2 separate regions of the Homo sapiens genome follow, and region 1 is linked to region 2. A link is an interaction called in ENCODE POLR2A ChIA-PET data of the cell type or tissue named here. Cell type or tissue: endothelial cell of umbilical vein. All regions are shown on one strand. Links, peaks and the distances in the headings refer to the core of each region. The heading gives the core; the rest is flanking DNA.

Region 1 (4,403 bases), core at 155-4,154, 260 kb after region 2:
GTCCTATGACCCGGCCAAATCCCCCTCTGCGAGAAACACCCAAGAATGATCAATAAAAAAAAAAAAACAAAACAAAAAAAAACATGAATTAAGGTTAAAAAGTTTAACTATCATTTGTTTCATGTTTTCCATAAGAAAACATATTTTCTTCTAAAATACAAATCATGATTAATCAATATCAAAATATTTATTCAAAATCACTTAAGAAATGTTAAAGTTAAAACTTTAGAAAGTTTAAATAAATCTCATTAAACATTTTTATGAATATAAAATAATTTACAATTCAAGTGTTGGATCTATATCTGGTTGCTAATTTAAGAATTTTTACCACTTTTCGTGTTACAGCTAGTCTCTTATGATTTCAAAACTGAAGTTTTAGTATTATTTAGGTATGGTGGGGGCGACAGTTCAGGAGACAGCTGCCATCGAAAAGATAGTTTGTTACTCACAGATCCCAAAGGAAGAGGTATGGCATGCTATGGGGGTAACGTGGAGACACCTGGGTCACTTAGGAGGCAGAGAGTGGGTGAAAATGTGGACAAGAACCTGTATCGTGGTCTTCGTGGGAAGGAATGGTGGAGACAAGGTGAGCAGGTTAGGATCAGCTAGTTGACACGTCAGCAGGCTCTGGGGACATCTCATAGGAGTCCCCTGTCCACAGCTGCCTGGCACCTGGCATCAGGGTGATTAGAGCAGGGGATAGTGGCTCAGAGTGTGAGAATCGGGCACAGGAGGTCTTAGAAATAATTGGCTGGGGCCAGGCATGGTGGCTCACGCTTGTAATCCTAGCAATTTGGGAGGCCAACGTGGGTGGATCATGAGGTCAGGAGCACGAGAACAGCCTGGCCAACATGGTGAAACCTGTCTCTACTAAAAATACAACAACAACAAAAAAGTTAGCTGGGTGTGGTGGTGGGCTTCTGTGGTCCCAACTACTCAGGAGGCTGAGGCAGAAGAATCGCTTGAACCTGGGAGTTGGAGGTTGCAGTGAGCCGAGATCATGCCACTGCACTCCATCCTGGGTAACAGAGCAAGACTCCATCTCAAAAAGAAAAAAAAAAAAAAAAAAAGAAGAAATAATTGGCTAGTTTGCATACAAAAGGTATGCTGATAGGTGAGTTGTTTGCCTTCTCTAGGAATTGACTAACCCTGGATAGGCGAGGGAAGAGTTCCTCCAAAGTTAACAAGACCCCAAGATGTCAAAGCATCAAAATATAGAAAACAAAAGCATGAATAATATATGGAGGGAAAAGCATGAATAATTAACACATATAAACAAATTTAAGAGTAAGATGAACTGTTTATATTGCAAATTGTTCCTAGGTGACCTCTGTAACTATTGCAAACAGCAGTTCATGTGCAGAACCTAAGCCTACATGTCTATGGCCGCTGCTGGCTGGGGCTGAACAGTGGCTGCAGCCCCCAGATAAGCACCATCATCCCAGTATTCCAGCCTCTGCCACTCCCTGCCATTCCCAAGGTTGTGGTCTCACGTTTTTGCCTTTTGCCACCATGCCTTCCCTATTGCTTTTTAAGGAAGAAAACGATAGCTATCTCGCATTCACGTTTCCGAGAGTTGATAAAACAAGATCCACCAAGAGGCCAAAGCTGTTAATCAGAATGGGAAAGAACTCGCTTTTTTGCTAGATGAAAGAATAGTCCTGTATGTTTAGTATAAAAAAAAGTGTTTGGTATGAAAAAAGTTTGTTAAAAGAATATAATTTAGAAAGTCAATATAAAGCAATTCACAGTAAGTTTCACCTGAATCAAGTATGACAAAAAAATCTAATGAAATGAAAAACAAAATAAAATTTCAAGAGGTTTATTTATAGTGTGAGTAAAATAAGCAATGCTGCTGGGGAACACAGTTATACATTAAGTGAAAACTTGGCCCAGGCATTAAAACCTTTTCAGTTGGTGAGTTTATAGCGAGCATCTACAGAGGTGGCTAGGTATGGGAAAGAAAGAAGCATTTATAAATCTAACCACAGTTGCTTTTGTTCTGAATTCTAACAATAAAGCTGAGAATTTTCAGGGCAAGTTGCTTAAAAATAGATAAGTTATATGATATTTTCTATTACAGTTGAGGCAAGCACAGATGATAGCTGCCAGTTAGTTGTATTTGTTCATCTTTTCCATTGAGTTTTGATATGACCAAACCTCTGGACATGGTACCAGTGACAGCTACACATATCAGGACATGACATGTTGTGTTGTGTTGAGAAAAGTTTTGGAAAATTTAATGTGAACTGGTCCCAATTAGTAAATTGAACTACAGATAAGCTACGGTCAAGGTCAGAGTTAGACTTGCTAGCGTACTTAACTGCAATATGTTAATAGTGTGCAAAGGCATTGTATTTAGCTGTTAAATCATTCACTCAGGAATAATAGTTTATTATAAAACTTTAAGAAGTGCAACATCTTGAACACTCTCTGCCCCTAGATGTACAACCAGAGACAGATTATACCTATTGGACTCAAAGTGTGGCATGGTGTTACAACATGGAGGTCAGATGATCTGGTTGTGCCAGGTGACAAAGAGATTTGTATCAATTTTTGGCTAAAATAGGCATGTTACTTCAATACAAAGAAAAACATCTCACCACCTTTCACCAGCAAAGCATGAATACAGGTTTAGCCTTTTGGGTTGACATTAACACGTCCCATGAAATTTTAACTTCCTACGAAGTTGTTCACATGTCATTTTAAAAGAAGTCATACCACTCAGTTTCCCTCTCAAACCAATTTTCTGAAATGCAAATGAAACACTTCCAAAACTGTAGATCTGAAGACTGAATGGCAAAAGAAAAAAAAATCTCAGATTTCAAACTTTATGCAGTGCACTTACAGGGTTCAATTCACACTCTGATTTAATGTAATTTGAATAAAAACTACAAATGGAATTTACTGTACTACACTTCACTGAAAAGTAAATTTTACAATGATGTTAGAAAAGCAGAATTTTACAAATAGCTCAAGAGTAGTTACTTTAACAATGAAAATCACTGTGCAAGAATCTATCCACATTAAAATACCTATATTTGTGAACAGCTGGTTTTCATTATGAAACCGCAGAAAACTACATGTCACTGACTGTTAAAGGTTTAAGGATGAATTCTGGTTTACACAGAACACACAATCTGACATTGTCACGTTCGGACAAAAAAGTAAAAAGGAACTGTCATGTTTCTATATCCTAGTCAAAAGCATGATGAATGACAAAATTAAAAATCATAAAGCATAAATAAAAATTTTAATGAATTGCATATTAAAATGTATTAAAATATATTATAAGACATATTAAGTACATTTATTTTAACTTTTACTTTCAAATTGATAACATATTCTCTACTATTACACATATTTTGTTATGACCTTATAATAATACATCTTTAAAAATAGAGAAAGATTGACTATATTTCTGGCAGCTTGTTTTTCTTCTACTCAATTCATTTCACTCATTCATTTCTACATTCCTGGCCCTATAGACACGTCACTGTGTGATCCCTGCTGTAGACTGTGAGTTCCTCATGGACGGAGACAAAGGCAGGATATGATTCCACCAGCTTCCCCTTCTGCTCTTCAATGATTCATCAATCACGTAACAGATATTTCTTGGTGCCCTACTATCTATCTGGCACTGTAGCTAGTGCTGCAGTTGCAAAAATGGGTAAGACAATTCCTGTGTCAGGAGCTCAGATTCCAGGTGGAAACCGAGCAAGTGTTCAGTAGATGTCTGAATTGAATTGATTATCTGTCTTTTACCGCAATGCCAAAAAAAAAAAAAAAAAATTCTAAGTTACAAAACTTATGGATCCAGAAGAGGTTCGTTGCAATGTAGAAGGTAATATAACAGCTTATAAAATTCCTCCCCAAGAGAAAAATTATTCCTCTCTGCAGGGTTTGATCTGCGAAAGCATCTGGCACAATGGGAAGCATCAGATTTTGCATTCATGATGAGTAAAATTTAAGTCCCTGAAGCTAATTAGTAAATTAGCATATAGGCTTATTCACCTGAGACCCTCCAAGCCCTTTCCTATGGCTGCAGCATGAAGTAAGCTTTCCCCAGGAGACGACATTGAAACGTATGTCTAAATAAACATGCCTTTGTCTTCACTGACATCTGAATCTATTTCTCTTTGTCATCACACTTGGAATCCAGAGGACTGTACTTCTAAGCCTGGTACATTCAGCTCAACACAGCCAGTGAACAACATTTACATTCCCGCCTCCCACCCTACATAAACTTTTCTTTAGGTTGTGTCTTAACACACAGCTGGGCTGCTATCATAGGATATAGGACGGTACCTCTTTCATGACCTAAGGAGTTGCACAAAATTTAAAGACATAGATGAAAATAAAAAATGACATGGAGGCTTCTGAGGTCAAAAGGGAAATACAGA
Region 2 (4,403 bases), core at 75-4,074:
TGCAATTATGAAAAATGTCATGAGTGATGAAGGGGGGAAGGGGAGAGGAGAAGATCTAGCCTGGACTAAAGGAGAGATCAGGAAGGACTTCTTAAGGAGAGGAACATTTGAACTTACTCCACGTAAAGCCACAGTCTCAGGGGCTTGAGGGAGATGAGTAAATGGCAAATTGATCCAAGCTTAGGACACAGCAGGTGCAGACGCTTGAGGGGAGGAGAAAAAGTGGCACTTTTGAGGAGGTGAACGTTGTTCCACATGCCTGCCTGGACTGTGGGCTTCCATGTTGGAAGAGGCAGCAGAGAGGGCTGAGAAGGAAAACAAGAACCTGAGAAATGAATGCTGAGAAGTGTTTATTGTATCCCAAGGACCACGGACCCCTGTGAAGGGTCTCAGCAGGGGAATAATCATAGTTGAATTGAGTATGATCAGTATCACCATGTGGCTGGATTACAGTCACATAAGAGGAATAGAGAGGTCCACATTGCAGATGGTGTTGTAACCCAGGTAAGAGATGGTAGTTGCTTAAGATGGGAGGAGAGACAGAAAAAGAGTGGATTCATTTGGGAAGTATTGAAAAGCAAGAAAAGATGGCCCTTGGTGCTCAATTACATGTGGGGGTAAAAGGCAGTTATTCCCAAGCTCAGCCTCGTACTTAAGTGGGAGGTGCTCATGTCTGGGAGAAGGCAATAGGGCCGTAGGTAGGTGAAACTATCTACATTTATCTCAACATCTTGGAGATAAGACAATTACAAGCATACTAGGACATTGCATTTTCTTTCACGTTCAAAGCTGTTGATTGCAACACTGTATCATCGAGAGGAATTAGGAGACTGAATGGACATCTGAGGGTATCTTGATGCAATGGACAGCAGTGCAACCTTTAAGTACACCTGCAATTAATGTATTACAAAGACATTCATAACATTGTAAAGTAAGATAGCAGGTTGTAGAACATGACAAAAGATATGACATAATTTTGGTTTGAAACTTAAGTAGATGTTTGATGACCATAAACAGACTCACATAAAACTACTAACAGTGGTTCCCTTTGGGTGATGGGATTAGGAGGTAGAGAAAAAAAAAGGGGAGCCAAAATAGGACATTCTATTTTGGGAGAGATGCCTAAACACACACATTAAATGGCTTTAGAAGGACTTTGAAAGACATTAAAATGCCCTATTCAGTAATGAGTTGCTAGTATCTTATGTTGCCAGTTTTCAAGTCATTGCTGTAGAGAAGCAGATGGAAATTCCATAGAAAAGGGCTAGGCAGAGAGGTGGTGAACCGAAGCAGGTCAAGCCCTAGCCAAGTTCCCGTCCAGATTCCAGAGAAGCCCTGTGGTCTGGGTGACTGTGCACATCTGTGTGACACACCCATGCAACACTGCTCTGAGTAGAGGGACTCTAGCCAGGTTTGACTCAGGATGCTGCTGACTTTGTTGAAGTCAAACTGTTGGCTGAAAACTGCCTGTGGCTACAGAAGAGGTGAGCAAGAAGAGACAGGAAAAAGACACATTTAGAAAGAGTCAGATCTGGGATTTAGGAGCTGGGAATTATTTAGGAGCTGGGAATTATTATTTCACGAAAGAACTTGGGTTGAAATCATCTCTGGATTGGCAGTGACTTTCAAAACTGCACAATCGACTTAGACATTTCAACAGAGCACACCTTCCTCGTGGGACTTCACTACCTCCTGTTTGCAGCTGAGCTAGAAACACCCAAAGAAATGCTTTTTCTTGCAACATTCTGTATAATTTTATTCTGTTTGGAATTTTCCATCATCTGTAAAGAAAATAAATAGCTTTCTGTGAGTAGTGGGCTCGGGGTAGTATAACTGTAATCAGCCTCAAACCTTTCAGGTTTTTCTGCCTGTCTTTTCATTCCAGTCGGAGGTCCTGGGTTATGAGCATGTCCTTTCTTTGTATATTGATCTTGGTCTGTAGCAACTGGCTGATAAACTCAAAAATCTTGTGTTTATCATCTGCCAGATTTTTTGTTGTGAGGTTTCAATTTCTTTCCCTTTACAAGCTGTTCAAATGTTCTAGCTATAGAGACCAGATGGTTTTTCTATTCCCTTGATGTTTCCTTTATGCGGATGATTGTTCAGAGATGTTCTAAGGCTGTATCAGGATAGGATAGTTTCTATAGTTACTCTAGTTAGCATCACTGTGTGTATGCCTTTGCCAGCACGGGCGAATATTCAATCCATCAAAGTCCGGAAACCACTTCAAATAAATGGCCCTGTGTGTTTTGAAATCGGGTGTGGAAAGCCCAGGTTTCAAGTAACCATTAATAAATAATTACCCTTTTGTTAATGTATCCTGCCAATTCCCTGATAAGAAAGAGCTGATGGATGATGTAGCTGGTTCATAGCTTCCTGTTTATTAGAATGTGTTCGTCTTGTACTTTCTGCAGATGGAAGCTTTCGGGACCACATGAGAAGTGTACTATGTCCACACCACATTTAGTACTTGGTGGGTAATCAAAATTATATAGGGGCAAGGCTTTTCTCCATAAGCTTTAGCCCGGAGCTTAGCCTGTAGATGCTCATTGAACATGTGCTTGCTGTGGAAATCCCTGACTGGTGATGCGGGAGATGGCTTTGGATGCAGGTGATTGACAGAGGACAACAGCAGCAGAAGGGGTGGAATCACCTCATGATCCTGACCTTGTGTATGGCCTGAGATAGCTTGGGGTTCCAGATATAGATAGTGTTCAGTAGTCAGTCAGCAAAGAATATTTCAACAAGCTTGGAGAACGGTACTTAGCTCATACTGACCACTTGCCCTGTGGCCGAAAGCCACCAGGTACACACCTGTAGTTGAACAAGTTGGGTTTATTACAAGTTGCAGTGAGACAGCACACACAGCTTGGGAACTGCAGGAAGTCTCAGAGTAAGAAGATGTTGGGAATGACCTACTACCAGGCTTGGGCTTTGGTTGGGTGATTTTCGGGAGGGTCTAAGGAAGCAGAGGTTTTCTCTAGTCGGGAGTTGCCAGAGGCCAGGGGTGATTCTGTGAGGGGGTATCTGAATACATCTGTCATCTCTAGGGAGGACAGACTAGAGGGAGACCAAAGCTGGAACTGGGAAAGATGCAGCAGTTGCTTACTTAGCAAGAGTGGAAGATGTGTGGGATTTAGCATGATCTGGCCTGAGTGGACATTCTCGGAAATTATTTCTGTCCAACTGGAGAGCACGTGGCTTAGCTGGAAGCATCAGGCCAGCTCATGATAACACGGAGGCCGTGATGTGAGGTCCTATTTGCTCCCTGGCATGGGCAGAAGTTTGTTTTCTTTCTCTGATGTCACTGATGCAGTCCAGAAAGGCGCTAGAGACCTTGCTCCTGATTCCACTGCCTTGCCCTTTGCCTCGTCTCTCTCTGCCTTAAGAAGCATCTTACCAGCTGGGCACGGTGGCTCACGCCTGTAATCCCAGCACTTTGGGAGGCTGAGGTGGGCGGATCACCTGAGGTCAGGAGTTTGTGACCACCCTGGCCAACATGAAGAAACGTCGTCTCTACTAAAAATACAAAAATTAGTCAGGTCTGGTGGTGCATGCTTGTAGTTCCAGCTACTCAGGAGAGGCTGAGGCAGGAGAATTGCTTGAACCCAGAAGGGAGAGGTTGCAGTGAGCTGAGATCATGCCACTGCACTCTAGCCTAGGCAACAGAACGAGATTCTGTTTCAACAAACAAACAAACAAACAAAAAAACAAGTCTTACCTGAGGCTGATGAATACGGAGAGCCCTGTGAGCCTCACCTTCTCTTCAGACAAGGATGGATGGGACCTCAAGGTCCATCAAGGTCAGACGTTGACGGTGCCTCTCCTCTCTGCATGCTGAGAGAGTGACCTGCCCGGGACTCTGTCCGTTTTCTGAAAATTTTATTTCTAATTCATAAATAATAATTGCATATATTATATACATGATGTTTTGATATATGTGTATATTTTGGAATGATTAAATCCCACTAATTAACATATCCAGAAACTCACATGCTTTTGTTTTATGGTACAAACATTTAAAATCTACCCTTTTAGCAATTTTGAAATGTACATTACATTATCATTAACTATGGTCACCACGATATGCCATAGAGCTCAAAAACTTACTCCTTTTAACAAAAACTCTGCACACTTTGACCAACATCTCTTTATCTCCATCTCTTCCCCACAGCCTCTGGCACCCACCTGAGTCCTTCTGAATTGGACTTTTTTAGATTCCACATGTTGGTGAGACCCTGTGGTATTTGTCTTTCTGTGCCAGCTTGCTTTACTTAGCACAACATCCTCTAGGCCCATCCATGTTGTTGCAAATGACAGGATTTAGGACTCTATCCTTTGTTGAAAAATGAAAACATGGCTCTCCTCTAGTCCAGGCTAAAAAACAACCTATTTTTTACATG

What was found. Peaks named below come from ENCODE experiments on the same cell type or tissue, not always from the same donor. Only the 100,000 strongest peaks of a DNase experiment are listed, where the experiment ranks them.
Region 1: POLR2A ChIA-PET joins it to region 2 with 6 read pairs; 2 of 35 experiments call an interaction of 5 or more read pairs at or near these places.

The regions. Positions count from the first base shown.
Region 1 is chr10:6,992,471-6,996,873 of GRCh38, forward strand. The region is part of intron 2 of LOC105376387 (a long non-coding RNA gene); the gene reads right to left. Among named protein-coding and RNA genes, the nearest start is that of LINC02665, 100 kb to the right of the region's middle. RefSeq lists an enhancer at 2,469-2,638. In endothelial cell of umbilical vein, for the core only: no CTCF peak of the experiment used is centred there; no DNase peak of the experiment used is centred there.
Region 2 is chr10:6,727,904-6,732,306 of GRCh38, forward strand. No RefSeq gene overlaps it. Among named protein-coding and RNA genes, the nearest start is that of LINP1, 7.3 kb to the right of the region's middle. In endothelial cell of umbilical vein, for the core only: no CTCF peak of the experiment used is centred there; a DNase peak (open chromatin) is centred at 2,238; H3K27ac peaks cover 1,342 bases.